Regions from separate parts of the Homo sapiens genome. Here region 1 is linked to region 2. Evidence: chromatin loops called from intact Hi-C (ENCODE). Cell type or tissue: B cell. All regions are shown on one strand. Each heading gives the region's core, and the rest is flanking DNA. Links, peaks and the distances in the headings are about the cores only.

Region 1 (15,492 bases), core at 4,991-12,990, 99 kb after region 2:
CTATAGAAAATTTCAAATATTTGCTCAGAGGGATACTATAATGAAAATCCATGTACTCATTACCTAGCTTTAACAATTATCAACCATGGGTGAATTTGGTTTTATTCTACCAGTCCCTCTCTGCCATCGGATTATAGTTGAGCAAATCTTCAACATCATTCATAGATATTTCAGTATGTATCTCTGAAAGAGAAGAAATCTCTTTTTTCATAAATATTTCAGCATTTATTTGCAAACCTACGATGCCATTCGGTACCTGGTTTAATATAAAAATTTAGTTGTGTTTTTTATTTTTATATTTTTGAGACAGGGTCTCACTCTGTCACCCAGGCTGAAGTGCAGTGGCACCATCCTAGCTCACTGCAGCCTTGACCTCCTGGGCCCAAGTCATCCTCCTGCCACAGCCTCCCCAGTAGCTTGGACTACAGGTGTGCACCACCATGCCTGGTTAATTTTTTAAAAGTTTTTTGTAGAGATGAGGTCTCACTATGTTGCCCAGGCTGTAAAAAGGCTAGTTTTTTTTTTTAAAAAAAAATCTTATTCTCTTATTTTAATTGCAAAAGTAATACACACTCATACTAAATAAAACAATACAGAAATATATAAGAAGGAATCTTAAAAAACAAAAAACCACAACATCATTATCATACTTTCAAGAAATTAATCTTTGTTTCTCCATAGCATCAAATATCCAGTCAGTGTTCAAACTTCCCTAAATACCTTAATTTTTTAAAGTTTTCTTTTAATCGGGAATCAAACAAATTTCAAACATTCAGCTGGGCATGGTGGCTCACACCTGTAATCCCAGAACTTTGGGAAGCCAAGGTGGGCAGAACACTTGAGGTCAGGAGTTTGAGGCCAGCCTGGCTAACACGGTGAAACCCCGTCTCTACTAAAAATACAAAAAATTAGCCAGATGTGATCTTGGCTACTCAGGAGGCTGAGGCAGGAAGATCGCTTAAACCCTGGAGGCAGAGGTTGCAGTGAGCCAAGATCACACCACTGCACACCAGCCTGGGCAACAGACTGAGATTCTGCCAACAAACAAACAAATAAAAAAAACATTGTAATTGGTTGGTATGTTTCTTAGGTTTCTTTTAATCTGCCAGTTTCCCTTGCAGTTTATCTCTTGAAAAGGAGGATCACTGGTTCTGTGGAGAATCCCGCAGCCCAAATCTTACACCCCGTGGTGGGGTTTAGCACGTGCCTCCATCTCCTGCACTGCCAGAAGGTTTCCATGGATTGGAAATTGGACCAAGCAGCTTGGTCAGATTCAGGTTTGACATAGTGGTAAGACTACTTTCTTAGCCATTTTCATCAGGTGTCTAGAATGCCTGGCCTCACATGTTTATTGAAGGAGGAGAAGAAAGGCTACTTTGGAGAAACCCATAGATCCATTTTCCAAGTCTGACTAACCAAGATTCTTCAGAGGTGCTGAGGGATTTATCTGATGACAAAAAAAAATATCTATATCAATAATTAATCTCGAAGTGTCCTTGTTGCAGCCAGTGATAAGAGAAAGCTGCACAGTGCCTGAGTCTAGCAGATCTGCGGAGACCACTCTGGGACAAAATACATAAACACTAGTAAATTACTTCAAAGCTTTTCTCTTTTTTAATTAACTGGAGTAATTTTGTAATAATCCCCATGGCTTGTGTCTTAAAATGCAAGTCAGTTAAGGATCGAATCCATCCTCCCACGGCGTTTCTCTAGTTCTGGGGCTCAGACCACGAGGGCTCAACCCCGCGGGATGGCGGTGACTCAAGGGCTTTCATAAAACACACAGAACTTTCCGGCTTCACTCCAGCCTCGGCAGATGGTAACAAGTGTCAGAAGCATTCAATTAGCCCCTGCATTTGCTCATGATTTAACAAGCTCCGTCTAGTGGCATACCTGTGATATGTGGAGCTGCAGAGACGTAAGCTTCTGAAGGACTCTATAAAAAGCTTTTTGAGAATGATGGGTTTGAGTATTTCAAGTTCCCAGACTGCCGTAAAAGGCAAAGGCCAGGCTCCCCCATTCCTCTTGACTGTGTGCTCACACAGCAAATTGAGCTTCCAAAGGCAATTAATTCCACAATCCTCAATTCCACAGGGGATCATGGGCTGTGCACACAGCTTCATAGAACCACTGAGCCAGGGGGACTTTGCCCTATATAGAAACCCTTGTGTTTATACACCTTGGAAATGCTTTTCAAAGCCAATTCGCTCACATTGTCATGTTGGAGCCTCACAAAATCCTGTTAAGTAGAACAGTTATTATCCCATTTGATGTATTTAAAAAAAAAAAAACAAACCATCCAAAGTCTGAGGTCAACAGGGAGGGAGTGATGACGTCCATTCAGAACCCATCCGCCTCCATTCTGAGCCTCTGGTGCAGGCTCCGGCCAGCACGGCCCCAGCAGGAGGTCCCAAAGGCAGTCCTGTAACCTTCATCCAGGAATTACGGGGGCTCCACCGTGCCTGGCATTTAACCATTCATTCAGGGAGAGCAAATCCAACAGTTCACGAGGACCATCCTGGGATGCTGTCGTCTGGATGGTCAGGAAGTGAAATACAGGCCCTGTGGCCTTGCTGCAAGCCTCGGTCCTCCCTGGACCTGGAGGCCACTGGATGTGTGTCCCCTTCGTGGGAGAGCTCCGTCCACCTGGAGACAGTAACCACGCTATGTCCAGCCACCCAGCAGGACCTCTCCAGGAGGACAAACCCGCATTCCTCACTGTCTCTCCGGGGAGAAGGTGTCTACCCTGAACAATCATGCCCCATCATGGTATATATGCATAGGCGGTGAGGCATTCTGGGCTCAATCTTTATGTGTCCCCCAATTCCAGGCTGACCTCTCGACTGTGGTGGACAAAGGAACAACCCCAGGTTTCTTTTGCAGGTCCCCATTCAGGAAATGCACCCTCCAGCCCCGGCCCTTCCACTTTGCCAGTGGAGAGTTTTCCGCTGAGCTGGAAGGCTGCACCCTGTCACACACCAGGTGTGCGAGGTCCAGTGCGTTGGCAGAGAGGATGGTGGAGGAAATGGTTTGGAAAGAAACTTAGCAGCAGCTGTGGAGGCAGAACCAGGAGCCGATTGGCCAAGAGGCAATGTTAGCTCCCCCTTGGCTCCTCCAGGTGAAGCAAGTTTTACATCCCAAAGCTCCATGGATCACAGGGCGACCACTCTCGGCTGGGGACTGCAGAGCGAAGGTCCTCTGTCTACCTGCATGTGAACCACCTGGTAGCTTTTGCCCCAAAACAAGTAAATCCAGCTCTCTGGGGTGAGTTTCTAACATCAGTGTTTTGTAATATTCCCCTGCGAGGAGAATGTGAATGCCAGCCAGAGTTGAAAATCATCCGCTTGGCCGGGTGCGGTGGCTCATGCCTGTAATCCTAGCACTTTAGGAGCCCGAGGCGGGTGGATCACGAGATCAGGAGTTCAAGATCAGCCTGACCAACATGGTGAAACCCCGTCTCTACTAAAAATACAGAAATCAGCCAGGCGTGGTGGCGGGCGCCTGTAATCCCAGCTACTCAGGAAGCTGAGGCAGGAGAATCGCTTGAACCCAGGAGGCAGAGGTTGCAGTGAGCCGAGATCGTGCCATTGCACTCCAGCCTGGGTGACAGAGCAAAACTCCATCTCAAAAAAAAAAGGAAAGAAAAGAAAGAAAATTATCGCGTTAGGGAGTCCCCAGTGCAGGGGTTTCTCAGCCCTCACTGCACCCTGGGATTCTCTGGGAGCTTCAACAATACCGGCTCCGGGACCCCTCTTCACAGATCCTGATCTCACAGCTGGGGTGCATGGGGTGCAGCCGGGGGCCGGGATTTTTGAAAGGCTCCAGGTGGGTCTGACATTGAGACAACAGGGCCACTGCACTGACGCTTTTTTTTTTTAATTGTAAAAAACAAGCCCCTGCAAACTCTGGCTTGATCTGGCTTTGAGAAAGCCTCTCTATTCTTTCCTTTCTTCTTCTTCTTTTTTTTTTTTTTAGAGAGAGGGTCTAGCTTGGACTCCTGGGCTTAAGCAATCCTCCCTAGTAGGTGGGACCTCACCTGGCTGAGTCCTTTCTGTGTAGCATCTGCACACAGGTAAAACTGACATTGAAAATCTCAGCAAATTGGCAAATTAATAGACAGGTAACCCCCAGGAATGACTTCATTTCCCTTGTGAGTACTAATACTCCCAAACGTGGTGTGGCCTTTAAACACCGTATAAACCGCTTTGCAGAAGTTCTTGTTTGAGCATCACCAGTGCCACAGGGAAGCAGTTATTCATCTCAGACTTCTGTTTCCTCAGCTGTAAAATGGAGCCAAGTGGCTTGCGTGTGTTTGCTGGGTTTGGGGGAAGCCAGGGCTCCAACCCAGGCCTCTGACTCTGGGCTCAGGACCTCTCCCCCTTAACTTGCTTACGAGACACACTAGAGCCACGTCCAGGAGGAAAGGTAGGCTGCCTGGGGGCAGAAGGTGGTGTTTTCTGCAGAAAAAGAACATCAGGGGCCGGGCGCAATGGCTCATGCCTGTAATCCCAGCACTTTGGGAGGCTGAGGCGGGTGGACCACCTGAGGCCAGGAGTTCAAGACTGGTCTGACCAACATGGTGAAACCCCGTCTCTACTCAAAATACAAAATTAGCCGGGCATGGTCATGTGTGCCTGTAATCCCAGCTACTCGGGAAGCTGAGGCAGGAGAATCGCTTGAACCTGGGAGGTGGAGGTTGCAGTGAGCCAAGATTGTGCCACTGCACTCCAGTGTCTCACGCAAAAAAACAAAAAACAAAAAAACAAAAAAAACCACAGGGATTGGGGATAATCCATGGCCACCGTGATGGTGAGGCTCTCCCAAGGCTAATTCTCCCATCCCGCAAGGGCAAGAGCCCTTTCCAGATGCTCCTGCAGAGATGACAAACCATGAGAAGGGTGCTTAGCACTGCAGCAGGTTGGTTGGGAGGGCAGAGGTTACCTGCAAGACAAGGCCAGCTGGGGTGAGCCCCGGCAGGTGCAGGGACAGGGCTCCTGGGGCTGACGACTGGAAGCCTGTCCTCCCCTTGGGAAGCCTGGCACTCCCTGACATCAGGGCTCCTGCCTGGCTGTGGCTGGCACTTGGCTCTGGACGACTGTCTCTTGGATCACAGAGGGGCCAGGATGAGGACTGGGCAGAGTGGGGCCCTCTACATGGAAGGATCTCACCTCCCACTCGCTCCTTCCATGGGGTTGTCAGAGGACCGCAGACCCGTCCTAAAGGCAGCACAGACACAGAGCCTTAATTCTAGTCCTTATATCACAGTCCCCACCCCCGGGATAGATTGTGCTTTTTTCCAGAGTCAGAATGGGGACGCTCAGGGCTTTATTGAACGTTTATTGTAAATACCAGTTTTGTTCTTCCCATTAGAGAAGGAACGTGCTGTCTCCACGCTGCCGAGGTGGAGGGGCGTGGGGAGGAAGCTGTCCCTCTGCTGGCCGTCCCTCCCCTGCTCTGGTGGCTCCTCGGGGGGCTCACAGCACAGGTCCAAGTCCTCAATGTGCCAGGTGAGTCCTCCCCACTGGCAGCTCCTGTCCCCTGCCGCCAGCCTGTCTTGCATCAGCCACACCATGCCCTTTAGTGTCAGAAGCTCCTCGGCTTGGGGACCCCTGTGGCTTCTGTCCTGTAGACCCCACGCCTAGCACAGTCCCTAGCCCATTGCACCCTGTGGGTGTCGCTGAGTGAATGCCTTCACGGTTCCTCCTCCCTCCTCTTCTCTCCACCTAAAATACTTGTTTTCCAGTCCTCCATCTGGAAATGTGACTATGTTTTCTCATCCATACACAGCGATGCAATAGCGCCAGGCTCACTGGCCAGGGGAGTGATACAGGGGGGCACCTGGCACAGTCGGGCACAAGGTAGTCACCGCACAGCCACCACCACTTCCGTCATGGTCGGTATCATATAGCGGGGCAGAGATTGGGCTTTGGAGCCCAGAGAGGCCTGTGTTCAAATCGACTCTGCTCTGACTTGTGGTGTGGACTTGGCCGCGGGACTGAGCGCGGGGCCTGCTCAGGGGCCAGCGTCACAGGGAAGACAGTCCGAGCAAGCATGGGTCAGGGCGCTGAGGCTTCCTCCTGCGAGCCAAAGGGAAACTCAGCCACGGGGACTCAGGGAGGCCTGTGGGGCAAGTCTGAGCCTCCCTCTCGGTGGCCAGTGGGCCTCTCCTTAGGTGCCTGGGGCACCTTCTCACCCAGCAGCTGGCTGCCTGGAGTGGGCAGCCCCAGGGGCTGGGTGGTCCTAGCCATGTGGGTTGGACTCTGTCCACCATTCTGCCCTTTCTGCTCACTCAGGTTCCTGCGAATGGTGTCGGGCCACCGTCTATATCTTCTTCTCCTGCCTCAGGACACAGGGAACCTAGGGAACTCCAGACAATGGTCGAGGACTGGGGGAGCCCCCAGGGTTCCTGAGTCTCCTAGGAGGACAGTGGAGCAAGGATTTGTGTCCGCAGGCTGGAGTCAGGCTTGCATTTGATGCCCTGGTTACCTTTGCAGCATCTGGGACAGAGTGGTGTGGAGATAGGGAGGGGGTTTTGCCCTGGGCCTGCCCAGGTGTTACTTCACTTCCCCAGCACTCATCTGTCATGCCCCTCGAATCCACATCCGACTAGGAGGCCCTCCTCTCTGGCCACCTTTCCTTTCTACCAACAACCCCCTAGTTCTTTTTCTCTCTCTCTGCCTTCGCTTCCTCCACTCTCTCCCTGCCCTAGGATCCCAGCTCCATCCTGGAGTCAGAACCTGCAGGGGCTTCGTTCCTGCAGAGCATGCTGGGGCTTCCTTCCCGCAGGATGTGCAGGGGAAATCGTGATCTGTCAAATCCACGTTCACCCTCTCCCGATGGACTAGGAGAGGAATGGTGCGATTCCTTCCAGAAGGCCTTCCCCACGTGAGATAGGGAGAAAGAGAGAAGATAGGGCAAATTTTGTGAGGGAAAAAAGTACAAACCACTGGGATAGATGACAGCCATGTTCAGAGGCTGGGGAGACTGAGAGAGGAGAAGGAGGACTCTGGGGTAGGTGGTGTGTGTGAACACACAGACAGAGCCTGGGAGAGGGGCAGTGCTAGGGACTCTCAGGGGCTGGAGAGCAGAGGGGACGCGGCTGGGAAACTCCCAGGGAAGCAGGTGAGTGGGAGCTCTGGATGGACGCAGAGGAGACTGTCCTCCAAGCCGGGCCACCCACAGCACCCAGGGTGGAAACAGACAACTCGCAGCTCTCTTTCCAAGGTCGAGAGGTCACAGAGCAGAGCCAGGCCAGGGCCATAGCTCTGCAGGCCAGCAGGAGGAGCGGGGCAGCCTCCCTCTCCACCACCTCCCCCGTGGCCGCCTGGATTGCCCTCGGCTGTGCCAGAATCTCCAGCACACTCAGCCTGGCCCAGCCCAGGCCTCTCAGGGACTGGCCTCCCTGCCTTTGCCCAGCCTCCTGAAAAGCACAGCTGGCCCCACTCAGGAGCAGTTAGCCTGAGGGCCCTTCCTGTCAGCCGGTAGATCACTGGCTGGCTGCCTCAGTCACCACTTGGTGGAGGTGACTGCAGGTAAGCAGGCGCCTGGGAGTCTGGCTCGTGCCACCATCTGCATTTTTTTGTGAATCCTGGAGTATCTTGTCACATTATCTCTAACCAGTAGAGAGGCATGTGTGCACACGTGTGCATGCGTCTGTATGCTCTCATCTATGTGTATTTGAGTGTGTGTGTCTACATGCACCTGTGTGCATGTGTGTGTACCTGTGTGTGCATCTGTGTGCTTTGTGTGTGTGGGTATGTGTGTACATGTGTGCCTATGCATGTCTGTGTCTGCGTGTGTGTTTATGTGTATGTGTGCACACATGCATCCATGTATGTGTGTCTATGCACGTGTGCACATGTGTCTGTGCTTCTGTCTGCCAGTGCACATGTATATGTCTGTGCATCTGTGTGTGTGCACGTGTCTGTGTGTGCAAGTATACACATGGCTCTCTGCGTGTGTCTGTCTCCCTGCGTGTCTGTGTGTGTGCGTGCATGTGTGCTCACAAGCTCTGGGCGTGGGCCCTAGTGTCTGAGAGCAGGGATGAGATTGTTTTGCCTCAGAAAGCCCAGGGCAGAAACATTTCCCCCGCACGATCAAGGCCTTCCGTGGCTGCTCAGAACACACCGCGTTCCCGGCCGCACACGCAGTCACACGGGCTGGTGCACACTCACACTCAGGCCCGAGCCCTCCCGTCACACTCTTTGGTCTCCCGCAGGAAGCCCCCGGAGCCCCAGCCCACAGGCCTCCATTCCCAGCGGGTACCCCGGGCCCCACGCTTTCCTGTGAACCCTACAAGCGCAGCCTGCCCGCCCCTCGCTGGCTGCCTTCAGGGAGCCCCCGGAAAGCCGGGCCGGGGAGCTGGCAGGGACACCCCAGGTCTCTGCGTCCTGCCTTCCCGCGCCCTCAGCAGCCCAAGCCGGGGCTCCAGCAGGGAGAGCAAATGTTGTCTGCAGAAGGCGCCAGGCCTCCCCAGCTCCCCCAAGGCCTATTGCGAGCCCAGGCACAGGAAAATTGTTCCAAGCGCGCTCCTCATCCTTGTCTTCAGCCCTGTTGGCACTACCCGGTGTCAGGGATGCCTCCCTGCCCTCGCTATGAGAACATCATTTTCCTTCTTTTTCAGGCCCACGAAGGAGCTCCTCGCGGTGCCGGGAGCGCCCCCTCGTGGCGAAGCCGCGCAGGCACAGTGTCTGGGACACCTGGGGTCCAGGTGCCTTCCCAACACCTGAAAGGCGGGATGGGAGGCGGGGGCAGATGTTCACCCGCTTCTGTCCCTACTGATCTTCCTCCCCCCGGAGTCCCGGGTGTTGAGGGAAGAAACCTGCACTTGGATGCTTTTCACCGAGCTGAGCCCTTGGATACCTGGAAACACAATACCTCCCTGGGACTAATGCCATCCTCAGGGCTCACTCTGGATCCGGCTATACCTGTTGCAGCAGCAATTCTCTGGGAACACTTCAGAGCCCTCTTTACAGATTGTTTAGATTGGGTGGGGATAAGCTGGGCATGGTGGCTCACGCCTGTAATCCCAGCACTTTGGGAGCCTGAAGCAGGAGGATTACTTAAACCCAGGAGTTTGAGACCAGCCTGGGCAACATAATGAGACCCCATCTCTACCAAAAAAAAAAAAAAATAGCTGGACTTGGTGGCATGTACCTGTAGTCCCAGCTACTCAGGAGGCAGAGGCGGGAGGTCGAGGCTGCAAGGAGCCAGGGTTGTGCCACTGCACTCCAGCTTGGGTGATAGCGCAAGACCCTGTCTCAAAAATCAAAATAAAAGCTGGGGGCCAGGTGCGGTGGCTCACTCCTGTAATCCCAGCACTTTGGCAGGCTGAGGCGGGCGGATCACGAGGTGAGGAGATAGAGACCATCCTGGCCAACACGGTGAAACCCCATCTCTACTACAAATACAAAAAATTAGCCGGGCGTGGTGGCAGGCGCCTGTAGTCCCAGCTACTCGGGAGGCTGAGGCAGGAGAATGGTGTGAACCCGGGAGATGGAGCTTGCAGTGAGCCGAGATCGCGCCAATGCACTCCAGCCTGGGCGACAGAGCGAGACTCCATCTCAAAAAAAAAAAAAAAAAAAAAAAAAAATGGTGGGCGCGGTGGCTCACGCCTGTAATCCCAGCACTCTTGGAGGCCGAGATGGGCAGATCACCTGAGGTTAGGAGTTTGAGACCAGCCTGGCCAACATGGCAAAACTCTGTCTCTACTAAAAATACAAAAATTAGCTGGGTGTGGTGGCCCATGTCTATAATCTCAGCTACTTGGGAGGCTGAGGCAGGAGAATCGCTTGAACCCAGGAGGCAGAGGTTGCAGTGAGCCAAGATCATGCCACTGGACTCCAGCCTGGGCGACAGAGCAAGACTCCATGTTTAAAATAAATAAATTTTTAAAAATAAAAATAAAAAGATTGGGTGAGGATCTTGTGTGGTGGTGGGCGGTTGGGGGGGCGGGGGGGCAGTTCTCACCCCATCCAGAGCAGGCACCAGGGACAGAAAGTGTGACCCTACAATTTGTGGAACCAGCTCCTGTCAAACTCTCTTTGTCCTCTCAGAGGCAGAGGAAGGACAGAAAGAAAGAAGATCATTTGTCTTTAAAATTTTTCCAATGATAAACAGAAATCATTATAGTGAGAGCCAACGTCTGTATAGCATGTCCCATGTGGCAAGCCCTGTTCTAAATCTTTCAGACACATTAACTTATTGAATCCTCCCAACATTTTCAATGTGGAAAACTGGTAAAACACAAAATTACAAGGAAGGAAAATAAAACCCACAGTTCTATCATGCATTCCCTGCCAGTTCTTCATCTATGCATATGGATTTTTTAACAAAATAGTGATGGTGCCGCACAGTACACTTCTGCGTTCTGCCTTTTCTCATGGCCCAAGGTCATTTGTCTTGGGAAATACTCTTAATGGCTGCTTTGTATTCTGTCTTCGGAATGTACTGTCATTTATTTGACCATTCTGGGGGAAACTTCTGCTTTTACTACAAAAAGCCTGTGTGTTGGGAGCTCGAAGGGCTTGTTTCACTCCAGCCTCTGAGCCTGCTGTGTGTTCACAATGGTGTAGGAGCAGTGACAGTTTCCTAAACCCCCGTCTGTGGGAATCTCAGGTGTGTGTGTTACCTATGTGTGCAAGTGCCTGCGTGAATGTGTGTGTGTTTCCCGTGCTTAGACTTGCCGTATAAGTACTCATACTTCCTAGGAATCTGTCCAAAAGAATTGAAAACAATAGGCCAGGCATGGTGGCTCACACCTGCAATCTCAGCACTTTGGGAGGCCAAGGCGGTAGGATTGCTGAGGCCAGAAGTTCGAGACCAGCGAGGCCAGAAGTTCGAGACCAGCCTGGCCAACATGACTAAACGCCATCTCTACTACAAACACAAAAATTAGCTGGGCGTGGTGGCGTGTGCCTGTAGTTTTAGCTATTTGGGAGGCTGAGGCAGGAGAATTGCTTGAACTCTGGAGATGGAGGTGGCAGTGAGCCGAGATCGCACCACTGCGCTCCAGCCTGGGTGACACAGTGAGATTCCATCTCAAAAGAAAAAAAAAGGAATTAAAAACAATAGAAACAGCTGGGCACAGTGGCTCACACCTGTAATCCCAGGACTTTGGGAAGCCAAGGCGGGTGGATCACATGAGGCCAAGAGTTCAAGACCAGCCTGGGCAACATGGTGAAACCCTGTCTCTACTAAATTACAAAAATTAGCTGGGCATGGTGGTGTGTGCCTGTTGTCCCAGCTAGTCAGGAGGCTGAGGCAGGAGAATCACTTGAACCAGAGAGGCAGAGGTTCCAGTGAGCCGAGATTGAGCCACTGCACTCAGGCCTGGGCGACAGAGTGAGACTATGTCTCAGAAAAAAAAAAGAAACAAATACATGTAATATATATGTAATAACCAAAAGGCGGAAACAACCCAAATGTCCATCAATGAATAAAAAGATAAAATGCAGTATAGACACAAAACAGAAGCTTATTCAGCTATAAAAAGGAGAGGCTGGGTGCAGTGGCTCACACCTGTAATCCCAGCACTTTGAGAGGCTGAGGTGGGCAGATCACGAGGTCAGGAGATCAAGAAGAGCCTGGCCAACATGGTGAAACCCCGTCTCTACTAAAATACAAAAATTAGCCGGGTGTGGTGGCGCGTGCCTGTAATTCCGGCTACTCAGGAGGCTGAGGCAGGAGAATGGCTTGAACCAGGGAGTTGGAGGTTATGGTGAGCCAAGATCATGCCACTGCACTCCGGCCTGGCAATAGGGTGAGACTCCGTCCCCCTCACCCCCCCAAAAAAGAGAAAAAGATGGTTAATGTTTTTTATACAGAGACAGAGTCTTACTCTGTCACTCAGGCTGGAGTGCAGAGGTGCAATCTCAGCTCACTGCAGCCTCGAGCTCCTGGGCTCAATCATCAATCCTCCTACCTTAGCCTCCCAAAGTGCTGGGATTACAGGTGTGAGCCACCGTGCCTGGCCCAAGAGGGCTAATTTTATGTTATGTAAGTTTTGCCTGAATTTAAAAAAAAAAGTCATACTAATGGCATCTATCAAGCCAGGCTTTCACACAAAATAGCCCTTTATAGTCAAATTATTATTATTTTTTTAGAGACAGGTTCTCACTCTGTCACCCAGGCTGGAGTGCAGTGTCGTGATCATGGATCACTCGAATCTTGACCTCCTGGGCTCAACTGATCCTCCCGCCTCAGCCTCCGGAGTAGCTAGGACCACAGGTGTGCACCACAGCACCTGGCTAATTTTAAAATATTTTCTAGAGACAGGATCTCACTATGTTGCCCAGACTGGTCCCAAACTCTTGACTTCAAGCGATTCTCCCGCTTGTTCGTGTCCCAAAATGTTGGGATAATGGGCGGGAGCCAGTGTGGCCACTGATGGTCCAATTCTTTCTTCCTCTTTTGCTGCCCGTCTCTCACAGCCTGCCCCTTAGCCTCCGACTGTGAAGTTTAGACCCGAATTGGTCACACGGCACCTGTTCTCATCATCCCATTCTCTCCCCTTCCTTCGCTTGGTCCATAATCTGTATTTGTCAGAGAAAGGACTTCAGTTGCCGTGGGGATCTGAATGGACTTTGCTGAGGATTTTGGACCTTATTTTTATTTTTCAGACCATGTCTAAAAGAAACAAACGGCCCCAAGGCAGGGTTTGGGTGGCAGCCAAGCTACTGTGAGGTTCAGCTCTCCTGCTCACGCAGGACAAAGGGATGCACACACGGGTGGAGAAACATGGGGGTACTTTTTGCAATGGATGTGGGAAAGGGAACCACCAAGACTGTTATTGGCTGGGCACGGTGACTCACGCCTGTAATCTCAACACTTTGGGAGGCCGAGGTGGGCGGATAACTTGAAGTCAGGAGTTCGAGACTAGCCTGGCCAACATGGTGAAACCCTGTCTCTACTAAAAATACAAAAATTAGCCGGGTTTGGTGGCGCACACCTGTAATCCCAGCTACTGGGGAGACTGAGGCAGGAGAATCACTTGAATCCGGGAGGTGGAGGTTGCAGTGAGCCAAGATAGCACCACTGCACTCCAGCCTGGGCGACAGAGCAAGACTCCATCTCAAAAAAAAAGAAAAAAAGACTTCTATTTGGTGGCCTGTTTGCCTTCCCCATTACACTTTCACTGTGAGCTCATCAAGGGCTGGGACAGTGTTCTTCACTCCATTTCTCCAATGCCTGGGTCGTATCACGGACTTGGCACATGGGAGGAACCTCGTCAGTGTTTCATGAGTGAGTGAAGCCCACTCAGCGTTTGATGATGGATGAATGTTTGGATTCATTAACGAATGTGAATCACACCTCAAGCCGAGCTCCACATTAGATTCACCTGGGGAGCTTATCAACAGCCCTGTGATGGCTGCACCTAAAAGCAATTAATTCTGAATCTAGGGGTAGGGATGGGGCCCAGGCCTTAGGATTTTTTTTTTTTTGAGACGGAGTTTCGCTCTTGTTGACCAGGCTGGAGTCCAGTAGCGTAGTCTCAGCTCAGTGCAATCTCTGCCTCCCAGCTTCAAGCAATTCTCCTGCCTCAGCCTCCCGAGTAGCTGGGATTACAGGCACCCACCACCATGCCCGGCTAATTTTTGTATTTTTAGTAGTGATGGGGTTTCTCCATGTTGGCCAGGCTGGTGTCGAACTGCTGACCTCAAGTGATCTGCCCACCTCGGCCTCCCAAAGTGCTGGGATTACAGGCGTGAGCCACTGTGCCTGGCCCAGGCTTCAGGATTTTTAAGAGCCTCCCAGGTGATCTCAAGGTGCAGCCAAGGTTGAGAACCACTCACAGACAGAATGGGACATCTGGGACCTTAAAATTTCACACTAACATTTAGACACCGAAGTCCATGCAGAGGACATGGAAACCAAATAGAAACTAACAAGAAAGACACGAAAAACGACGGAAGCTGTGAATCAGGGCATAAAGATACAAGATATTGAGATCATACATAAAGAACCAGCGGGCATGGAACCGAGGGAAGGGCTAGCGCCTGTCCCGTGGGCCAGCACTTGCTAAGAGCCTGTTTTGTTCATGACACTCCCAGGAGCTGTGCTGTCTCAGTGAAGAGCATTACTTAGGAAAATCCCATTCTTCCCCCTTGACATCTCAATGACTTGGCTCCTGCCCAAACCCCCTGCTCAGGGTGGCTCTGGCCTTTGTTTTTCTCAGATTTGGTCTAAACAGTGAGGTTCTGGCGCCAGCTCGGACAGGCTCCCAAGGCTGTTCAAGTTTCAGGACGTTGGCAAACCAATTGTTCCATGGGACCATTATTTAAAAATAAATTATGTAAACTTAGAGTTACATCAATTACATAAAAAGATAGTAGATGCTCAAAACATCACTACTAATTATTTTACTACATTTTACTGCTATCTATGCTCTTTTAAAAATTTTAAGTGGGGACAGTTTCATTTTTTTTACTTTATTTTATTTATTTATTTATTTATTGAGATGGAATTTTGCCTTTGTTGCCCAGGCTGGAGTGCAGTGGCACCATCTCGGCTCACTGCAACCTCCGCCTCTCGGGTTCAAGTGATTCTCCTGCCTCAGCCTCCTGAGTAGCTGGGATTACAGGCCTGCGCCACCACGCCCGGCTAATTTTGTATTTTTAGTAGAGACGAGGTTTCTCCATGTTGTTCAGGCTGGTCTCGAACTCCCGACCTCAGGTGATCTGCCCGCCTCAGCCTCCCAAAGTGCTGGATTACAGGCATGAGCCACCATGTCTGGCCTGTTTATTTAGTTTTTGAGACAAGATCTTGCTCTGTTGCCCAGGCTGGAGAGCAGTGGTGGGATCATAGCTCACTGAGGGCTGGGTGTGATGGCTCACGCCCCTAATCCCAGCACTTTGGGAGGCTGAGGCGGGTGGATCATTTGAGGTCAGGAGTTCAAGACCAGCCTGGCCAACATGGTAAAACCCGTCTCTACTAAAAATACAAAAAATTAGCTGGGTAGGGTGCTGCACACCTGTAATCCCAGCTACTGGGGAAGCTGAGGCAGGAGAATGGCTTGAACCTGGAAGGGGGAGGTTGCAGTGAGCTGAGATCACACGACTGCACTCCAGCCTGGGCGACAGAGTGAGACTCCACCTCAAAATAAATAAATAAATAAACAAACACATATATACATACATACATACATACATACATACATACATACATACATACATACATAGCTCCTTGTGGCTTCGAGCTTCCAGACTCCTGCCTGAGCCTCTGGAGTGGCTGCGATTACAGGCTCAAAAGGTCCTCGGCTCCAGCCATCTTGCTTCGGTCAGACCTGCATCAAATCCCAGTCTTTCCCATCCTTTCTCAGTTGGTGACACATTGATGAACTTCCTATATGATCAGGATCCACCAGGGATGGCGCACAGCTGCAATAGAGCAGTATCTGTCAATTGCCATTGAACCCCAAGGCCAACCCTGCCTGTTGAAGTGTGTGTCACTTGGATGCTGGGGAGAAATTGTGCTTTATCTGTAAAGCTGGAA
Region 2 (15,492 bases), core at 2,633-10,632:
ATGGCTGGATAGAGTGACAGCCTGGCATGGTGACCCTGCATGCACGTCTTCGCTCCAGGCTTTTTTTTTTTTTTTTTTTTGAGACGGAGTCTCGCTTTGTCACCCAGGCTGGAGTGCAGTAGCACAATCTCGGCTCACTGTAACCTCTGCCTACTGGGTTCAAGCGATTCTCCTGCCTCAGGCTCCCGAGTAGCTGGGACTACAGGCGTGTGCCACCACACCCGGCTACTTTTTGTATTTTTAGTAGAGACGGGGTTTCACCATGTTAGCCAGGCTGGTCTCAAACTCCGGACGTCAGGTGATCCACTCACCTCGGCCACCAAAAGTGCTGGGATTACAGGCATGAGCCACTGCGCCAGGCCTTCGCTCCAGGTTTTATGTGATCCTGTATTTGAGTCACTGCACAATCAGGGCCTTCCTTCCCACCAAGGGTTCTCCACTGGGGCAGTTTTGTTCCCTGGAGGACAGCTGGCACTGTTTTGGATTGTTGTGACTTGAGACAGGGGTGGCATGCTATTGGCCTCCAGTGGGGTAGAGTCCAAGGATGCTGGCAGCATCCTCCAGTGCACAGGACAGCCATACCACGTAGGATGATCTGGCCTGGAGCATCAGCAGCGCCAAGCTTCACACACCCTGTTCCAGGCCAGTGGTTCTAAAATTTTGGCATGCATCAGAATCACCTGATTCCTGAGCTTACTGAAACACATGTTGCTGGCCCCCACCTGCGGAGTTTCTGATTCAGCAGATCTGGGGTTGGGCCCTGGGATTTGAGTCTTTAATAAGCTCCAGGTGGGCGGGAGGCTTGCTTGAGCCCAGGAGTCTGAGACGAGCTTGGGCAACGTAATGAGACCTCGTTTCTACAAAAAAAAAAAAAAAAAGGCCAAGGTTTGTGGCATGCGCCTGTGTTCCCAGCTACTCGGGAGGCTGAGGTGGGAGGATGGTTTGAGCCTAGGAGTTTGAGGCTGCAGTGAACCATGATTGTGCCACTGCACTGTAGCTTGGGCAAAGAGCAAGACCTTGTCTCAAAAAAAAAAAAAAAGAAAAAAGAAAAAGAAAGAAAAAGGCCAGGCATGGTGGCTCACACCTGTAATCCCAGCACTTGGGAGGCCGATGCTTGAGTTAGAGACCAGCCTGGGTAACACAGACCTCATCTCTCTAAACAAAAACAAAAACAGAAAAAACCTCTGGGTGCTGCTGCTACTACTACAGGGGGCCAGGGCCCATACTTTGAGAACAGCTGGTCTAGACCAAGCAGGTACTAGTAGGTATTTCAAACGTGAGAGTACCAATAACTTGGTACCAGTTTTTAATTAACAGTGACTATGGCCATTTTCTTCTGTTCCAGCATGTAATGCCAGGGGAGAGACCTCATACAACCAAATCTGCTCACAGAGATCAAAGCCACAGGCCATCAGAATTCCTCCTGTCCCCTCATTTTACAGATGGAGGCCCGAAGAGAACAGGGGCCTGGTCCATATCGTACAGCTGGAGGAAGAGCCCAGATCTCAGTCCCTCTCTGTCTCTACCTCTGTCCCTCTCTGCTATGCTGCTTAAAAGAGGCTGAGAAAAGAATAGCTGAGCCAGGCATTTTCCATGATCTTGTCCAGCAGGAGGGGGGTAGGGCTCAGAAACCTGACCAAGGCCTTCTTTTAGGAACTGAGCCTAGTTAGGGGAAAAAAGAAAAAAAAGGCCAGGTGCGGTGGTTCACGCCTGTTGTCTCAGCGTTTTTGGAGGCCAAGGTGGAAGAATCTGAGGTAGAAGGATCACTTAAGCCCAGGAGTTCAAGCAACATGGCAAGAACCCATCTCTACAAAAATTGTTATTATTTTTATTTTTTTGAGATGGAGTCTGTCATCCAGGCTGGAGTACAGTGGTGTGATCTTGGCTCACTGCAACCCCCGCCTCCCAGGTTCAAGCAATTCTCCTGCCTCAGCCTCCCGAGTAGCTGGGATTACTGGGATTACAGGCACCTGCTACCACGCCCAGCTAATTTTTGTATTTTTAGTAGAGACAGGGTTTCGCCATGTTAACCAGACTGGTTTCAAACTCCTGACCTTAGGTGATCCACCCACCTCGGCCTCCCAGTGCTAGGATTACAGGCACGACCCAGGGCGCCCGGCCTACAAAAATTATTTAAAAATTAGCTAGTGTGGCAAGTGCCGGTGGTCTCAGCTACTTGGGAGACTGAGGTGGGAGGATCGCTTGATCACTTGAGCCCGGGAGGTCCAGGCTGCAGTGAGCTGTGATCATGCCGCACCACCGCCCTCTAGCCTGAGTGAGAGTGAGGCCCTGTCTCCAAAAAAAAAAAAAAAGACTATTTTTTTGAGCAGTTTTATGTTCACAGCAAAGTTGGGTGGAAAGTAGATTTCCCATATGCCACCTCCCCCACATACACAGGCCACCCCCACCATCCACATCCCCTACCAGAGTGGTCCATGTGTTCCAATCTATGAGCCTACACTGACGTATCATCAACCAAACACAGTTCACATTAGGGCTCACTCCTGGTGCCGTGTATTCTACGTGTTTTGACAAATCTTTAATGAGATGTATCCACTATTATGGCACCATACAGAGTGGTTCCATTGCCCTAAAAATCCTCTGTGCTACCCCTGTACATCTCTGCCTCCTCCTAACCCTGGAAAACCATGATCTTCCGACCATCTCCGTAGTCTCACCTTTTCCAGATCATCAGGTAGTTGGAGCCCTACAGTTTGTAGCCTTCTCAGATTGGCTCCTTTCCCCCTAGTACCTCGTAACATGCATCTAACATTCCTCTGCATCTTCTCGTGGCCCGGTGCCTCATTTCCATTTAGCACTGAATAATATTCCATTGTCTGGATGGATCACAGTTTGTTTACAAATTCACCTACTGAAGGACATCTTGGTTGCCTCCAAGTTTTGGCAGTTCTGAATAAAGCTGCTATAAATGTTCACTTCCAAGTTTTTGAGTGGAATCCATTTTCTTTTCTATTTTCTTTTCTGCTTATAACAGTCACAGTCATTTGTTTTGCTCACAGATCTGCAATTTGGGCAGGGCCTGGTGGAGGTAATTTGTCTCTGCTTCACATGGCATCAGCTGAGGTGGCTTGCCCCAAGGCTGGAGAATCACTTCCAGGACAGCTCACTCATGTGGCTGGCAAGTTGGTGCTGTCGGCTGGGGAGCTCAGCAGGGGATTTGGGCTGGGGGCCATGGTTCCCATCCATGTAGGCCTTTCCAAGGACTCTTGTGCTTCCGTGCAGCATGGTGGCTGGGTTCCAAGAGTGAACATCCCAGGAGAATAAGGTGGAAGTGAAAGGCATTTTTTTGAACTAGCCTTGGAAGCCACATGCTGTCAATGCTGGCATACTCTATTGGTCAAGAGAGTCACAAAGCTCCTCCTGCTGCAGCTCATGAGGAGGGGACATAGATGCCACCCCTCAATGGGAGGGGTGTCAAAGTCACAGCAGAAGAAGTGCTCGTGGAATGGGATATAGTGTTGCCTCTATCTTTGGAAAATATAATCTGCCAAAGATGCAGCTTGGTCTTCCAGCATTTCTGGACTGTTGTCCTCATCCGGTCCAAGATGGGTCCCCTCTAAGGCCTCATTCCATCCAATGAAAGAGAAAAAGGAGAGGGGGAGTCAGCTCATGCTGCTTCTGATTGTGCTCCATTGGCCAGAGCTTAGTCACATGGCCATACTTAGGTTTACCGGTTTATTGTAAAGGATTTTACAAAGAGTAGAGATGAAGAGATGCGTAGGGTGAGGTATGAAGGGGGCGGAGGACACGGAACTTCCGTGCCCTCCCTGGACGGCCACCTCCCAGGAACCTCCACATGTTCAGCTGTCCAGAAGCTCCTGGACACAATTTCCAACAACTAATTCGGGTAAATGCCAAGGAACACGATTGCTGGATCGTATGGTAAAAGTATGTTTAGCTTTGTAAGAAACTGCCAAGCTGTCTTCCCAAGTGGCTATAGCATTTTGTATTACCAGCCCTGAATGAGAATTCCTGTTGCTCCACAGCCTCACCAGCATTTGGGGTTGTCAGTGTTTTGGATTTGGGCCATTCTGATAGATGTGCAGTGGTATCTCATTGCTGTTTTAATTTGCATTTCCCTGATGACATATGACGTGACATATATATTTGCCATCTGTGTATCGTCTTTGGCGAAGTGTCTGTTCAGGTCTTTTGCCCATTTTTTAATTGAGTTGTTTTCTTAGTATTGAGTTTTAATAGGTCTTTATATATCAACCTACTTTTGAATCCTGTCTGAACTTTTAAATGAAGCTGAAGGGGCTGGCTGGCAGTAGTGGGGGAGAAGTTGAGAATTAGAAAGAATTTGCAGCCCAGATGTCAGTGCCAGGCAGAGCTGCGGCTCCCACACCTTCCTCTGAAGCTGGCCACGCCTCCTTCAGCCCTGGCCCAACTCTGAACAGTGGAGGGAAGGGCAGGCACGGGCCGGCCTCACCACCGCCCTGCCAGGTGACCACCCCTCCCCACTCACAGGTGAGGAAACAGGTGTGATGAAGCCCCTCAGCCCATGGACTCACCTGAGCCAATTAAACCAAAAACCAAAATATCTAGGCAGGGCGGCTCATGCCTGTAATCCCAGAACTTTGGGAGGCCGACGTAGGCAGATCATTTGAAATCAGGGGTTCGAGACCAGCCTGGCCAACATGGTGAAACCCCGTCTGTACTAAAAATACAAAAATTAGCTGGGCATGGTGGTGCGCGCCTATAATCCCAGCTACTCGGCAGGCTGAGGCAGGAGAATCGCTTGAGCCCAGGAGGTGGAGGTTGAGGCTCCATCTCAAAAAAAAAAAATTTCCTATTTTTAGAGTCAGGGTCTCACTCTGTCACCCAGGCTGGAGCCCTCAAACTTCTGGGCTCAAGCAATCTTCCCACCTCAGCTTCCTGAGTAGCTGGGACCACAGGCATGCGTCACCAAACCTGGCTAATTTTTTTTATAGAGATGGGGGTGGGGGGGCGTCTCACTATGTTGCCCAGACTTGTCTTAAACTCCTAGGCTCAAGTGATCCTCCCACCTCGGCCTCCCCAAGTGCTGGGATTACAGGCGTGAGCCACCGCACCCAGCTGGGCATCAGCATTTCATAAAGCACTCCTCTATGTGTCTAGTGTGGTTCTACTGTGAACCACTGCACTTACCCATCATACCTGGCTAGCTCCTCTCTGCAGCCCTCATGGCTTTGCCCTCCAAGGAGGGAGAGGAGGTTGAGTACCAACTTGGGGAGGCCTCATTTGAAGCCTTGGCCTCCAGCCCCAGCCCCTGGGCTGAAGCAACTTCTCTTGCAGCCCAGGGCCCACTAGGCTGAATCCAGTGGAGGAAAAGGTGGGGGATCCAGCTGGACCTGGGGGCAAAGGATGCAAACAGGCCTCGGCTGGCTCCAAGACAGTCCTGAAGTTCAAGGGCAGGAGAAATAACATGAGTGGGAGGCTGGTAACAAGTTCTGTCCCTCACAGCCAGGGAAGCTGAAGGGCAGCAGAGAGGACGGGGTCCCAGGTCCCAGCAGGACTGTAGGAGGCCAGCTGCCTGTGGAGGTCCAGGAGGCAGTCCCCACCCTGGGTTCTTCTCTTGGCAGCCAAAGCACCCTCTTAGCTGGGCCTGGCGGGGCTGGAGGCCGAGCAGCTAGACCTGGGGACCTGCCTTCCCTGTGCTCTGGCCCTGCAGCTGCCCCAGCTGCCTTGGCTGACTTAGAAGGCTCCCAAAGACCCTGTATGTTCCCTAACCCCACCTTCCCACACCCTCCCCTGGGGAAGATCTGACTTCTGGGAGGCAAGAGCCCAGGCAGTTTGGGGTCTCAAAAAAGAGGTCCGTAGGGTTTAGGTTTGTCCACCCCTTTCTGCCCGACCACACTGGCTCCTCCAAGTATCGGCCTAGCACTCTCTAAAAGGGAATCACGTATTCCCTTAAAGGGGGCGGGGCCCTCTTTTCAGGACTGTGCTAGGGTGAGGCTGCCCTGCTCCTCCTTGGCTGTGCAGGTGCAGACCCCACCACCCCATCCCAACAAGCCCGACTCAGAAGGGAAGATGGGGTGAAAGCCCCGTCACGGTCCTCGCGAGAGCCCCGAGCTCCTCACCAGGCTGGCACCTGGCACCCCAACCTGCTGCTTCGGAACTTCCTCTTAGTTTGCACTTCAGCTTCCTCCTCTGTAGAATAAGGGACATAATCCTGGGACACAGGTGTTTTGAGGACTAAAGGAGGTGAGGCAGGTAAGATTCCAGGTGCTGCCTCTGAGATGAGGTGGCTGTTGATGACTGCAAGACACTCAGCTGCTCTGGGGAGCCGCGCTGTCTCCAGGGGCAAGGAGCTGCCGCCCCTCCTAGCAGGAGAGCACAGTAAGGCTCAAGCGGTCCCTGGCTCCCAGCCTGCCGCCACCCAAGATTGGAAACCCCAAACCTGGGGGAACTTCTCACCGCGGCTGCTGGGGGGTGGCTGTCCTTGGGCAGAACAACACAGAAGATGCTGTGGGTTGAATTGTGTTCCCCCCAAAAGATGCATTGAAGGCACCCCTGGTGCCTGTGAATAGGATCTTACTTGGAAATAGGGTGTGTGCAGATGTTCTTCAATTTGAGATGAGGCCAGACTGGATTAGCAGAGGCCTTAAGTCCAATGACTGGTGTCCTTATCAGAAGAGGACCCGGGGACACACAGGGAAGAAATCCCTGTGAAGACAGAGGCAGAGATCAGAGCCATGCAGCTGCGCCAGCAAACACTAAGGCCTGCTGGTGACCGCCGGAAGCTGGGAGGGCAAAGATGGACCCTTCTCTGGCGCCTTCAGAGGGAATACGGCCCTGCTGGCACCCTGATGCTGGACTTCTGGCCTCTAGAACTGTGAGGAAATACGCTCCCGCGGTTTTAAGCCACAGCCGGTGGTAAGTGACTATAACAGCCATGGGAAGCTCACACAGAAGGGGTCAGACTTCTGCTGCCTTTCAAGATAATAAGAGGCTGAGCCACGCATCCCGAGTCGGGAGGTAAACGGCCCCCTAGCCAGGCCGCTGGCTCCAGCATGCAGCCCGCTTTGTCTTTTCGCAGAAAAGCAAAGTGTTTGCTGAAAAAAGGCATCGAAGGAAAGAGAACACAGCTCCCCAGGGATGCAGACCAGTCCCTCCGCCCCAAATAAACACCCACAACACAGACCTTCAGGGCACCTGGGGTGCAGAATCCAGGCGCTTACAGCAGGAGAAGGGGGTGGTCCCCAAGCCTGACTTTTCAGGTTGATTCTGCGCTCCTCTGGGACTGGGCCACTCTCCGAGTCAGCCTGAGATCATCTCCCTCTGAGTCTCAGCTAAAAATAGTCCAGGCTCCGACGTCTGCATATATTTGAATATTGGGCTCAAGAGACCGTGATTCTGGGGAAACGGTGCAGCTGGTTCCCCCTGATGTTGGAGCGTGAAGCCAACAGAGCACGTTCTCCCCATTAAACTCTCAGCTCCCACAGCTGCCCAGGCCTGACCACCAGCGCCTCTTCCTTAGAGACCCTTCGTGGGGTGTCTTCTCCAGTCTGGGGCCCCATGAAGCAGCCCAGAGCTGGGTGGGATTTGGCTTTTGGAGTGCTGGGAGAGTTTCAGGCTGGGGTCTGAGCCCTGGGAGGGCTCCTTGAGCCCACAGCAGATACCCCTGGCCCCCATGGCTCCCCCAGCCCCATGCTGGTGCCCACCCCATCCTTGGACCTCTGAAGGCAGAGGGTGGGTGGAGACTATGAATCCCCCGGCCTTGTCTCAAGCTGGACTTAGACACCCTCACTTTCCCCTCTCTTTTCCCTCTCCCCATCACCATCCGTTCAGCAAACATTCTCCCAGGAGCAGTGCTTGGTAAGGCACTAGGCCCGGAGGGTACAGTCTCCTGTCTAGTAGTGGCTGTGTCCTGAGCCCCTGTGTCCAGGGCTGGGGCCTGCTGAGGACTCAAGTGGGCTTCCTGAATCTGCTGGTGCCTGATTTTAATCAGTTCTGGAGACCGCTCTGCCAATATCTCTGATCTTCCTTCTCCCATAGTGACAGACCCTCTCCCAATCTCCCTGTGCTGGGGATGGGTGTTTTTGCTCTGTCCTTCCACGGAGACCGCAGAACTGAAGGGGCCTGGCTTTATGCAGGGGTCTCGATTCTGCATGTCCATCCCCCAGGCCACACCTCTCATCTCCGTGGAGGAGTCAGAGTCCAAGCCCTGGACCCCAGGACCAGGAAGCCTCGGCCTGCGCTGGCCACACTCACGCAGCCACCGTCTGGTTTTCAGCTCCTGGTTCACTCCGGCCCTTGGGCTTCCCCTCCTTCCTGCAAACTCATCTCTGCCTTAAGCTGGATGTGGATGCTTGTGGTTGTTCCTTTCCTTTCCTTTCCTTCCTTTCTCTTCTTCCCTTTCCTTTCTCTTCTTCTCCCCCTCTCCTCCCCTCCGCTTTTCTTCTCTTCTCTTGACTGAGTCTTGTGCTCTGTCACCCAGGCTGGAGGGCAGTGGCGCGATCCTGGATCACTGCAACCTCCACCTCCTGGGTTCAAGCAATTCTCCTGCCTCAGCCTGTCGCGTAGCTGGGGTTACAGGCACCCACCACCACTCCTGGCTATTTTTTTTTTTTTGTATTTTTAGTAGAGACAGGGTTTTGCCATGTTGTCCATGCTGATCTCACACTCCTGACCTCAACTGATCTGCCCGCCTTGGCCTCCCAAAGTCCTAGGGTGACAGAGCCACCGTGTCCGGCCGGTTTCTTTTATTTTCTGGTGTTTCATGAAGAAAGGCTACGCAGTTCCCGTGCCTGACACAGGACGAAGTTGTTAACCTTCCCAGAGGTGCTTTCGTGTAAACAGTGGCTTCTCTTCTGGGATACAACAAAGAACGTGGGCCATGGAGTCAGACAGCCCTGGGGTCAAACCCTGTTTTGGGCCCCCATCACTAGCTGTGACCCACAGAGTTTATGTCTCTGAAATTTTGTTCCATCACCTGGTTAAATGGGGACAATACCACCGTCTTGGAAACAAATGGCCACAAATTTAGTGGCATAAAATAACACAATATATCTTAGTCCTGAACATCAGAAGTCCGGAACGGCCCTCACTGGGCTAAAATCAATGTGTCGGCAGGGCTGCCTGCTTGCCTCCTGGAGGCTCTGTGGGAGAATCCATTTTCTTCCTCTTCTGTTTTCTAGAGGCTGCCTGCACTCCCTGGTTCTCGACCCCTTCCTGCATCTTTAGAGCCAGCAATGACCAGTCGACTCCTTCCTGTATCTCATTCCTCTGATGCTGACTCTCCTGCCTCCCTCTTTCGCTTCTTTTTTTTTTTTTTTGAGACAGGGTCTCACTCTGTTGCCCAGGCTGGAGTGCACTGGTGTGAGCACGGCTTACTGCAGCCTCAACTTCCTAGGCTCAAGTGATCCTCCCACCTCAGCCTCCCAGGTAGCTGGGACTACAGGTATGCGCCTCCACGCCCAGCTAATTGTTGTATTTTTAGTAGAGATGGGGTTTGTCGTGTTGCCCAGGCTGGTCTCGAACTCCTCAGCTCAAGCGATCTGGCCGCCTTGGCCTCCCAAAGTGCTGGGATTACAGGCATGAGCCACTGCACCAAGCCTTCAAATGTTAATCTCATCCAGAAACACTCTCAGAGAAACACCCAGAATGTTTGACCAGCACCTTAGCACCCCATGGCCCAGTCAAGTTGACAGATGAAATTACCATGACCTCCTTTCAGAGAAGGAGGAAATCTCATCACACACACTAAGGTGCCAGGGTCAGCTCCCATGAGCTCCCAGAGACGGTTGTTAGATTTTCAGGAATTTTGCAAGCCAGTTGTTAAATTGTTAGTATCTCCATACTGGCCAGGATGGGAGTATTACACCATGGAAACTGGCAAGTACTAGAATTCAGGACTTTTTCTTATTTGCATTTTGCCTTGTTCTAGACCTCGTATATAAAGATCAGTGTGATCCCCTATAAATATCTATCCTTGGGGTGTGTGTGTGTGTGTGTGTGTATTTTTTTTTTTTTTTTTTTGAGACCGAGTCTCACTCTATTGCCCAGGATGGAATGCAGTGCTGTGATCTTGGCTCACTGCAGCCTCCGCCTTCTGGGTTCAAGCGATTCCCTTGCCTCAGCCTCCCTAGTAGCTGGGATTACAGACACATGCCAACACACCCATTAATTTTTGTATTTTTAGTGGAGATGGGGTTTTACCATGTTGGCCAGGCTGGTCTCCAACTCCTGACCTCAAGTGATCCACCCATCTCAGCTTCCCAAGTGCTGGCCTTGGGGTATAATTTATCACCGTTTTTCCTGAGTTTAGTTAAAGTTAAGTAATGTGCATCAAAGCCTTAAAAACACACGTCCTTTGATCAGTTAATTTCACCTTTAGAAATGTCACCTAGGTAAGTGAATGAGGGTATGGGTAGATACCTATGCAAAAGCCTGTTCATCAAATTTGTTTAGAATAATGAAAAGTGGGAAATGGCCCAGTAGTAAGGAACTGAGAAGTTAAGGGACCTGTATGCCCCTACAGTGGAATATTATAGAATCATAAATAATGAAATGGTAGGCCAGGTGCAGTGGCTCAAGCCTCAAGACCGAGGTGGGAGGATCACTTGAGCTCAGGAGTTTGAGACCAGCTTGGGCAACATGGCGAAACCCCATCTCTACAAAAAATACAAAAATTAGGCAGGTATGGTGGTGTGCGCCTGTAGTCCCAGGTACTTAAGAGGCTGAGGTGGGAAGATCACTTGAGCCTGGAAGGTTGAGGCTGCAGTGAGCCAAGATTGCGCCACTGCACTCCAGCCTGGGTGACAGAGTAAGATCCTGTATCAAAAAAAAAAAAAAAAAAGAGGAAAGAAATGTTAGATGATTGAGATGATTGTTTTGTTTCTGGAGAACGAGTTTACCAGTTCACCACTGACCACATGTGTCAGGTGCCTTGGCTGGTGGTAATGGTAATTCTTTTCTTCCTCGCTTTGCTGAAGACAAAAGTCTTCATTATCCAGTGAAGGAGCTTCCCGAAGGTGAAGTGCCACCCTGGTGGAAGGTGTTTTTGTCCGGTGTGGCCTGTGGCTCCTCCAGGCCCTCCTTTCCCCCAGCCCTGCCCCACGCTCTGGAAGCCCCGCCTCAGTCCAGAGTGCTCCTGGCACCCCAGCCCGGGCCCAGGCGAGCCAGATTGCAGCCGGCACAGGCAACTCTTCAGAGCCTGCTCATCGAGGATTTGACAGTCGATGTGCGACTTGTGGTCTGAGCGGGGCCCTGCGTCCCCTTGCCACTACTTAAGAAAATAATTAATAATAATTAATGAATAAACTGGGATTATTGAGAGCCATTTACCACAAAAGGCCTCAGGGTACACTGCACTCAAGCATAATTAAAAGTGGCATCTTTTAAACTTCGATTTGAAATGAAAACTGGCTCAGTTGTCCAGCGCAGTCTGGGCCTCTCTCTGATCCCAACTTTGCAGATGGGGCCTGAGATGATGGGAGGAGGTGCGGAGGTTCGTCCTGAGGATGAGGGTACAGCCGGAAAGCATGGGGAGGACCTGGAGGAGTGTGGTCCCAAAGATCAGAGTGGGCCTTCAGTCTGAGAGGGCTGCTGCAGCCATGGCCACCAGCAGAGAGGGAACAGGATGGCCTGGAAGCAGGTGACCATTTGCTACCGAGGGAGAGGATGAAATCCCTGGTGCCAAACTCAGGCCACTTGGCCCCTGCGTGCCAGCTGGGTCTAAAGGGAACAGGTTTCCCCTATTAGGCCCAATGCCCTGTGCTCCTTCCCTGGCCAGGGATGGTCATTCATTCATTCATTCATCGAGTTTATTGAGAACCTGCTGCCCGCAAGCACCACTCTGGAGATACAGCTGTGTACAAAAGAAGGTGCCTGCTCTCGGGGAGCTTATAATGCAGTTGGCAGAAGACAGACAATAAACAAATATTTAATACATGCCATAGAGAAAATTATAGCAAGAGGGCAAGGGAGTGTGGAAGGTGGGAAGGTAGTCCTGGGTTTCCAGGGCGATCTCATGGAGATGACATTTGGGCAGGAAGTGAGGGAGTGAGCCAAAAGGATGAGCTTCCAGGCAGCAGGAACAGCCTGTGCAAAGGCCCTGAGGCAGGTGCAAGATGGAGGAAAGAGGCTAGCATGGGTGGAGCAGAGCAGGGAGGGGAGAGTGAGGATCAGACCTGTTCTAAGAGTTGCTGAACTCCAGTCCTGTGGGTGGCCCTGGACTTGAACCTTGAGATACAGTGGTAAACATAGCCATCCTCATTCTCAAAGAGCTCAGTGTCTATGGGGAGGGCCCCACAATGGAGAGACGCTTAGATGGCTGGTGGTGAGGTATGTGGCTCCCGGGGGCTTCTGATTGGCCAGGTGGGAGCACTGCCCTGAAAAACTTGGCCAGGCGTGGTGGCTCACACCCATAATCCCAGCACTTTGGGAGGCCGAGGCGGGTGGATCACCTGAGGTCAGGAGGTCGAGACCAGCCTGACCAACATGGAGAAACCCTGTCTCTACTGAAAATACAGAATTAGCCGGTTTGGTGGCACATGCCTGTAATCCCAGCTACTTGAGAGGCTGAGGCAGGAGAATCACTTGACCCGGGAGGCGGAGGTTGCGGTGTGCTGAAATCATGCCATTGCACTCCAGCCTGGGCAACAAGAGTGAAACTCCATCTCAAAAAAAAAACAAAAAAAAACCTGGGCATCCTGACTTACACAAGGGCAGGTGGAACCTGGAGAGCCCTCCCTCCGCATCTCCCACCTCTCAGGAGCCCCCAAGGTGGGCCTAGGAGGCAGCTTCACCTTAGAGGCTATATCCCACTCATTTCCCATCTCTCTCCCACCGGCTTCTCTCCCTGCTCCCCTGGCTATGTCAGCCTTACCCTCTTCCTGTTGAGACCCCCTTAGAAACCACTGCTGCCCCCAACCCACAACATGAGGCTGAGACTCACCGTTGACTCTGGATAATGATTGGGTCCTTCCCTCCTCCTGGGAGAAAGGTGCACAGGCCCCTCCCGGAGGTGGGCTGCCATCAGCCAAGAGCACGTGGACCATCTGCAGGTGCCCTGCTCCATGTCCCTGGCTGGGAAATCCTGTTCACTGGCTCTTGATCTTTCTCTAAAATGAGGGGACACTTACCCCTTTGTATCCCAAACAAGGCTAACGAAAGCTCCATGAGGGTGACATGGTGGAACCCCAATTCCTGCCAGGAGCGAGAGAGGTAGTAATCGGGATTAGAAGGGTGTCCACACCTGTGAGAGCAATCTCCTGGCTGTCCCCGAGGGTCCAGGCTGTGGGCTGCGACCAAACCTTTCTGCTCCCTCTCATCAGTCAGCCTGTTCCAGAGCCCGGAATAGATGCCATGTTTGAGGAATCCCACCTTTCGGGCAAGGCTGGATGCAGGGCAGGGAACACCTGGATGTGAGGTGGCCTGGCACTGGGTAGGAATACAGGAAAAGCAAAGAAAAGGCACGGTGGCTCACGCCTGTAATCCCAACACTTGGGAGGCCAAGGCGGGCGGATCACCTGAGGTCAGGAGTTCGAAACCAGCCTGGCCAACATGGTGAAATCCCATCTCTACTAAAAACAAACAAGCAAACAAACATTAGCCAGGTGTGGTGGCACAGGCCTGTAATCCCAGCTGCTTGGGAGGCTGAGGCAGGAGAATCACTTGAACCCAGGAGGCAGAGGTTGTAGTGAGCCAAGATTGTACCACTGCACTCCAGCCTGGGCGACAGAGTGAGACTCCATCTCAAAAAAAAAAAAAAAAAAAAAAAAAAAAGGAAGACAGAAAAAGCAAAGCCTCTTTGACCAGGTTCCTCCCTCTTGGTATCCTGCAATTTCCATTTTATTTCGATGAAAGAAACAAAGCCCAGGAAGTAGAGGTGTCAGCCCTAATTTCAGAAGCTTCCAAACAGCTCTCTTGGCTGTTGATATGTAGGGGTGAAGCTTCACTGAAAATCAGTTGACCAAAGGCAGATTAATAGGAGAAACGGCGTTCACAATTTATTGTAATGTGCATAGCACGGGGGAATTGTAGAATGATCACCCAGTAACTTGGTGGCTTACAGATACTTATATACCTTTTTTTAATTTTGAGACAGAGGTTCACTCTTGTCCCCCAGGCTGGAGTGCAATGGTGTGATCTTGGCTCACTGCAACCTCTGCCTCCCGGATTCAAGCGATTCTCCTGCCTCAGCCTCCCAAGTGTCTGGGATTACAGGCACCTGCTACCATGCCTAGCTAATTTTTTGTATTTTAGTAGAGACAGGGTTTTGCCATGTTGGCCAGGCTGGTCTCAAACTCCTGACCTCAGGTGATCCACCCGCCTTGGCCTCCCAAAGTGCTGGGATTATAGGCATGAGCTACTGTGTCCAGCACAGATACTTATGTACCTTTTGTCATAGGGGAAGGGAAGGTGGGAAAATGGGGATGATTTCAAGAAGGATGTTTTAAGAGGATAAATGATTTTTAGGGGGATTCTGTGGGCTTAGAGAACATATAATGGCCTGGGACAGAGTCTGTTGGGCCCACAGAGCAGTGTGTCAAGTCTGCCTAGGTGTGTTGACAGACAGCAGTCTTTCTTCCTGCAATATGAGTTGGTAATGAAAACTCAGGGAAGTGGCTGGGTGTGGTGGCTCACCCCTATAATCCCAGCACTTTGGGAGGCCAAGGCGGGCAGATCATTTGAGGTCAGGTGTTTGAGACCAGCCTGACCAACATGGTGAAACCCTGTCTCTACTAAAAATACAAAAATAAGCCAGGCGTGGTGGCGTGTGCCTGTAGTCCCAGCTACTTGGGAGGCTGAGGCAGGAGAATTGCTTGGACCTGGGGGGCGGAGGTTGCAGTGAGCTGAGATCACGTCACTGCACTCCAGTCTGGGCAACCGAGTGAGACTCTGTCTCAAAAAAAACAAAAAGACAAAAACTCAAAAGAAAAGAAAAGAAAAGCCTCAGGGAAGGCAATTGCATCCTTCTTTGGCAGGTCTGGTTTCCGGGTAGATAAGGAAACTTCAGAGATCGGCTTCATCCTGTGCTCTGAGAGAGACAGAGGACTGCGGGGGAGGTCAGAGAGACCTTGAGGCCACCTCATGTCAAAGCGCCATGTTTTGGGGTATCAGTTGCTGGGTCCTGGAAAGGTCTTTGTTTCCACCCACCCATGTATCCATCCATCCATCCATTAAAAAGTAATTATTGCGTGCCTATCCTGAGCCAAATACTGTGTTTAAGCCCCCAGGACATGGCTCTTTGTCCCCTCTGCCCCTGGAGAGGGATGGCTCACTTGAACATTTAATGCTACAGTGGAATTATAATTATGAAAAACCACACACTGCAATTCAGGTTTAGGATGAAAGTATTAATTTCCTGGTTTTAATTATTCAATAGAAATTAATGAAAATTCAAGAGGAATCTCCAAGGAGCTTCGCTAACTAGCAGAGGTGGGGTGGATCGAGGAGATGAGAGTGGAGTGGAGTAAAGTGGAAGAGAGTGGGGTAAGCCAGAGGCTGAGGGCCCTGCACCTCTGCCCAGCCCAACTCATC

What was found. A loop is a pair of places that touch in the nucleus more often than their neighbours do. Peaks named below come from ENCODE experiments on the same cell type or tissue, not always from the same donor. Only the 100,000 strongest peaks of a DNase experiment are listed, where the experiment ranks them.
Region 1: a loop joins it to region 2, with 2.7 times the contacts of the local background. A loop is called at or near these places in 3 of 110 quality-filtered maps.

What each region holds. Positions count from the first base shown.
Region 1 is chr17:77,047,776-77,063,267 of GRCh38, forward strand. No RefSeq gene overlaps it. Among named protein-coding and RNA genes, the nearest start is that of SNHG20, 33 kb to the right of the region's middle. RefSeq lists an enhancer at 5,060-5,803 and a silencer at 8,552-8,765. In B cell, for the core only: CTCF peaks have their summits at 8,667 (motif pointing left) and 8,867; DNase peaks (open chromatin) are centred at 7,853 and 8,646; H3K27me3 peaks cover 2,258 bases.
Region 2 is chr17:76,950,989-76,966,480 of GRCh38, forward strand. LOC105371899 (a long non-coding RNA gene) reads right to left here. Exons shown (of 3, transcript NR_136417.1): 2 at 12,905-13,155. Among named protein-coding and RNA genes, the nearest start is that of MGAT5B, 90 kb to the left of the region's middle. RefSeq lists an enhancer at 6,847-7,760. In B cell, for the core only: no CTCF peak of the experiment used is centred there; DNase peaks (open chromatin) are centred at 6,123, 6,683 and 7,323; H3K4me3 peaks cover 1,197 bases; H3K27me3 peaks cover 874 bases.